2 separate regions of the Homo sapiens genome follow, and region 1 is linked to region 2. A link is an interaction called in ENCODE POLR2A ChIA-PET data of the cell type or tissue named here. Cell type or tissue: PC-9. All regions are shown on one strand.

Region 1 (2,500 bases), 150 kb after region 2:
GAAACCCCGTCTCTACTAAAAAAAAAAAAAAAAAAAAAAAAATAGCTGGGAGTGGTGGCGCATGCCTGGAGTCCCAGCTACTTGGGAGGCTGAGGCAGGAGAATCGCTGGAACCTGGGAGGTGGAGGTTGCAGTGAGCCAAGATCGTGCCACTGCACTCTATCCTGGGCAACAGAGCAAGACTCTGTCTCAAACATAATAAATAAAATAAATTTATTTTTAGTAGAGATGAGGTCTTGCTATGTTGTCCACACTGGGAGCTACCTATTTTTAAATAGTGTTTAAGATACATGGTCTGTAAATATATAGACACTGCTTAGAAATGAAAAGCAGCAGTTAAATTTCTTGGGGAAGTTGGGGTTTATACAGGAAATTGTCACAGGTACTCAGGAATTGGAAGTTGTGGCTGGGGATGTGTATGGAAGAATAGGCACTGTAAGTAGTAGACCTGCAGACCAGTCTGCCCTGATAGAACATTCTTTTTTTTTTTTTTTTTTTTTTTTTTTTTTTGAGACGGAGTCTTGCTCTGTCGCCCAGGCTGGAGTGCAGTGGCCCGATCTCAGCTCACTGCAAGCTCTGCCTCCCGGGTTCACGCCATTCTCCTGCCTCAGCCTCCCTAGTAGCTGGGACTAGAGGCGCCTGCCACCACGCCCGGCTAATTTTTTTTTTTTTTTTGTATTTTTAGTAGAGACGGGGTTTCACCGTGTTAGCCAGGATGGTCTTGATCTCCTGACCTCGTGATCTGCCCTCCTCGGCCTCCCAAAGTGCTGGGATTACAGGCGTGAGCCACCGCGCCCGGCCCTGATAGAACATTCTTAACCCAGCTCTCCTTCAATAGCTGGTCCGATAGAAAGGCAAACAAATATACATCTGGAGTCATGGGTTCTAACCTTACCTCTGAAATTAGCCTGCTTTGTAACCATTCACAGATTAACCTTTCTGTTTCTCAGTGTTTACATCAGTAAGTTCCTTTCAGCTCTAAACATCTTTGATTTTATTATTCAGGGGACAGAATGTTATCCTTTTGAATCCAGAACCTTTCTTGTGAATATCTGTGAATAGGTCTGGAAAACAACTCATTGTTGTTGGGAACTACTTGGAGGAAAATAATAGGAAAAATTTCCCATACCAGCTAAACTTTTAGGGAATGTGAACTTCCAAATCCTTGTTTATTTTCTTTTAATACATTAAAAATGGTAAAATTAAATTATTTTTATGCCATTTTCCCTGGACTAGAGAATTGTAGATTCGGTGTTTTCTCTTTCAACATGCCAGAAAACGACAGGTTAAGTTGAAAGAGTGCAGGAAAGAAATTTAGAGAGAAAATAACTAGCTGCAAAACCCTTCGGTGTTTTAAGAGAAGTTACTATTTACACAAACGTGGCCTCGGCTTAATCAAATGCTTTAATTTAAAGTCACAAACATCCCTTTTCTGGCTTGAGAAAGCTGGTGGAAGCAGCTCAGTGCTCTGTGTTCGATTTGTTAGGTCTTGCTCAGTGTGCAGAACTCTGCTGGCAGCTGAGAGGGGAAGCCGGAAAGAGGCAAGTTCCTGGTGCAAAGGTGGCTCTGCAGCATAATTTAGGCATTGGAGGAGCTGTGGTTGTAACACTCTACAAGATGGGTTTTCCGGAAGCCGCCAGGTGAGTGACATTCAGAGTTTTGTGTGTCAGTTAATCCTTCTGACTTTTCACAGTTGATGATGTTTTACATGTAAAAATTTCTTATTTTATTGTCTTAGTATTTAAGGAAAAGTATCTCATTACATTGTTTTAAGAACATGGCTTTAAAAGTGGCCATCAGGTTTTAAATTTAACCAACTTTAGGTGAATTCTGTTGAAAAAGGACCCAGGATAGTCACGAGAGTACTGAACTAGAAGCCTGAGCTAGCTGGGTATGGGTCTCGGCCCTAGCAACCTAAGTTATTTAGGCAGGTCTCCTCATGGCCTTCCAGGCTTCTGAGGTGGTTTAGGGAGTCACTAAATGTGCTGATTGGATCTTTGCAAATTTGTATTTCCGAGTCCAGCTAATAAGCCCTCGTTGATGCTAGAATTCTTTTTGTCTCTTGCTGACTTTCTTCCTCTCCTTCAACTGCCCATGCTCCTCAATTTGCAGGCACTTTCTTTCGCATCCCACTCAGGATCCCTCAACTCCCTTGCTTATCTCTCAAAGAAATGTTCCTCCCCAGAGGAAAAAAGCGCCCCTCCTGTCAAAGGCTCAGCTTTCCTTGTTCCATGCTTTTGTTTCCAGTCACTTTCTGTAACTTGGTTATCTTTCCATTGACTCCTTTCCCTCTGTCAGCATACATGTTCAGGTCTTCCCTTAGATCTCTTTTTCTCCTTGCCTTAATTGTTGTTGTTCATGATGAGCCTTTTATGTTGAGCCACCTTTATTTTTCCAAGCCGGAATACCTCACAGTCTAATTTTTACCTCACCACTGAGGTCAGTGTCAGGTAAGGCCACCAGGATCTAAATGAAATTGAATAACTTTGTCTTTATTTTCC
Region 2 (2,500 bases):
GCCACCGCACCCGGCCAAGGGAGTTGATTTTTTAAAAATACAGTTAGGAAGGTGGTTTTCCTCATTTATTTCTACCTTATTTTTAAAGTTGGAAAATCCTACTCAAGTCTTCATTCCTGCATGGCAGTCATCAGTTACAGCATTAAATGAAAATTTAATGCTGGTACACAAATGAGCTCTCAATAAGAAAAGCTCACTAGTAATACTTCCAAATACATGGAATCTTTGTTTAGAATGGAATGTTACATTTGTTCAAAATTATTTTTCTTTATTCTCTAAAAGTTACAGAAGAATTGTCTTCTCTCCTTAACCAATTCCAGGATTCTTGTGGATGTTCCATTTGACAGGCAAGTATAAGACTTGGTCATTTGACTGGGGTGTTGGCCTTTGGTTATTAAATGCAGAGGCCTGATTAAGGCTGGGATAAGGTGTTTGGAGAGAAGGTTCTGTTGAGCATCTTCCACAGAGAAGTGATTAGAAGTACCCTACTAGAAAATGTTGTCTCCTAAAGTGATTCTAGTATAGGATAGTGGGTAAGAACAGGCTCCGAGAGCCAAACATACTTGGACTCAAGATCTAGCCCTTCCATTATCTTTGCTTATTATAAGTTTCCTCATTTGTAAAATAGTGACTCTTACCAGCATTAGATAAGATAGTGTCTGTAAAGTACTTAATTCCTAGTTTAAGTACAGGCTATTATAAAGAATATTAGTAATTTATTCATTTTGTTATGTAATTATTATTTTATTAGTAATTTACTTTTTAATTATTTAGAAAATCATCATCATCCTAGCCATTCCAGAAGGATTTGAGGCCTTTGCAGTCTCTCAGATTCACAAGTTTTAAAACATTTATAATAGTTGACATAAAAGAGCAGAGAAATGAGGCACAAGCTAACAAGAGCAAAGCCCCTGATTTGTGAATACAAGGTTTAGGCTCAGTCACTTTGTAACTGAGTGATGTTTGCTGCAGCATTTTAGCATTGTCTACTACTCAGATTACAAATTGCTACCACTCTGGAAACTCCCTTTCTTTTTCAGACCTATCATAGTAGAAACTGAATGATAAATACATTTTTTCTTAGATTTGCTCATCTTTATGTAAATTCTGTGTATTTTGCTTACGTTCTTATTTGCATACTCTCCTATCCCCTGCCTGGTCTTCTCTCTGCCAAATGCTCTTGGTTTTCATAGCTGAGGATTTAAAAGTCCAAGACTGTTTTCATTATAGGATTACTTGGGGAATGCCAAATGATTTCTTCTGTGTAGTTTCACAAACTTTATATATAATTGTGAGAAAAATAAATACTGCTTTTCAGGTTTGATGCTGCCAAGTTTGTCATGAGATGGCTCTGTAAGCATGAAAACCCCAAGATGCAAACAATGGCAGTGAGTGTCACCTCTATTCTGGCTCTGCAGGTTTGTGATTTCTTAAAGGCAAGATGTCTATCTCTCTAGTTTTTATACAGGTTCCATAGTTCACTTGAGCCTTTCTGTTTGCTTATAGCTCTCACCTGAGCAAACGGCACAGCTTGAAGAGCTTTTCATGGCAGTTAAGGTAGGTTCCTTGTCATGTTCATAACCTTTTTTTAAAAAAAGTCAAATTTATGATTATAGCTTAAAAAAAAAATCAAATCATTCCAAAAGGCCTATTAAGGTGAGAAATCTGTAAGACTTTCTCCCCAGAAGAAACTTTCTAATTTTGTAGCTATTTCTTTTGGTATGTACCTCCACATTTCTTTTTTTTTTTTTTTTTTTTTTTTTTGAGACAGAGTCTCACTCTGTCGCCCAGGCTGGAGTGCAGTGGCGCGATCTCGGCTCACTGCAACCTCCGCCTCCTGGGTTCACGCGATCCCCTGCCTCAGCCTTCTGAGTAGCTGGGATTATAGGCGGGTGTCACCACACCTGGCTAATTTTTGTATTTTTAGTAGAGACGGGGTTTCACCATGTTGGCCAGGCTGGTCTCGAACTCCTGACCTCGTGATCTGCGTGCCTCGGCATCCCAAAGTGCAGGGATTACAGGCGTGAGCCACCATGCCTGGCCATACCTCCACATTTCTAAATAAAATGCATATACTGTAGTTTCTTGATTGAGCAGTTTTAGGTGTTACTGATTTTGCTGCTACAGTAGATAAGAACTTAGCTCTCCTACGTATCTTTCTACAAATTACTTCCTCCTCTGGTCCCCAACAAATTTATATCATGATTTTAAATAAATCATTAATCAGTATTTATGTTATGATTGTGTTAACATCGTTCACTAAAAAATTTATATCACTGGGCCGGGTGCTGTGGCTCACGCCTGTAATCCCAGTACTTTGGGAGGCTGAGGCGGGTGGATCACGAGGTCAGGAGATTGAGACCATCTTGGACAACGTGGTGAAACCCCGTCTCTACTAAAAATACAAAAATATGAAAATTAGCTGGGTGTGGTGGTGCGTCCTGTAATCCCAGCTACTTGGGAGGCTGAGGCACGAGGATTGTTTGAGCCCAGGAGGTGG

Evidence for each region. ChIA-PET counts read pairs that join two places held together with the same protein. Peaks named below come from ENCODE experiments on the same cell type or tissue, not always from the same donor. Only the 100,000 strongest peaks of a DNase experiment are listed, where the experiment ranks them.
Region 1: POLR2A ChIA-PET joins it to region 2 with 27 read pairs; 3 of 35 experiments call an interaction of 5 or more read pairs at or near these places.

What each region holds. Positions count from the first base shown.
Region 1 is chr1:53,013,405-53,015,904 of GRCh38, forward strand. It overlaps SCP2 (sterol carrier protein 2), which reads left to right. Exons shown (of 16, transcript NM_002979.5): 12 at 1,486-1,639. Among named protein-coding and RNA genes, the nearest start is that of PODN, 48 kb to the right of the region's middle. RefSeq lists an enhancer at 1,407-1,496. In PC-9, no CTCF peak of the experiment used is centred here; a DNase peak (open chromatin) is centred at 1,517; H3K4me3 peaks cover 1,717 bases; H3K27ac peaks cover 1,011 bases.
Region 2 is chr1:52,866,221-52,868,720 of GRCh38, forward strand. It overlaps ZYG11A (zyg-11 family member A, cell cycle regulator), which reads left to right. Exons shown (of 14, transcript NM_001004339.3): 6 at 283-347; 7 at 1,319-1,418; 8 at 1,507-1,557. Among named protein-coding and RNA genes, the nearest start is that of ZYG11A, 25 kb to the left of the region's middle. In PC-9, no CTCF peak of the experiment used is centred here; a DNase peak (open chromatin) is centred at 1,441.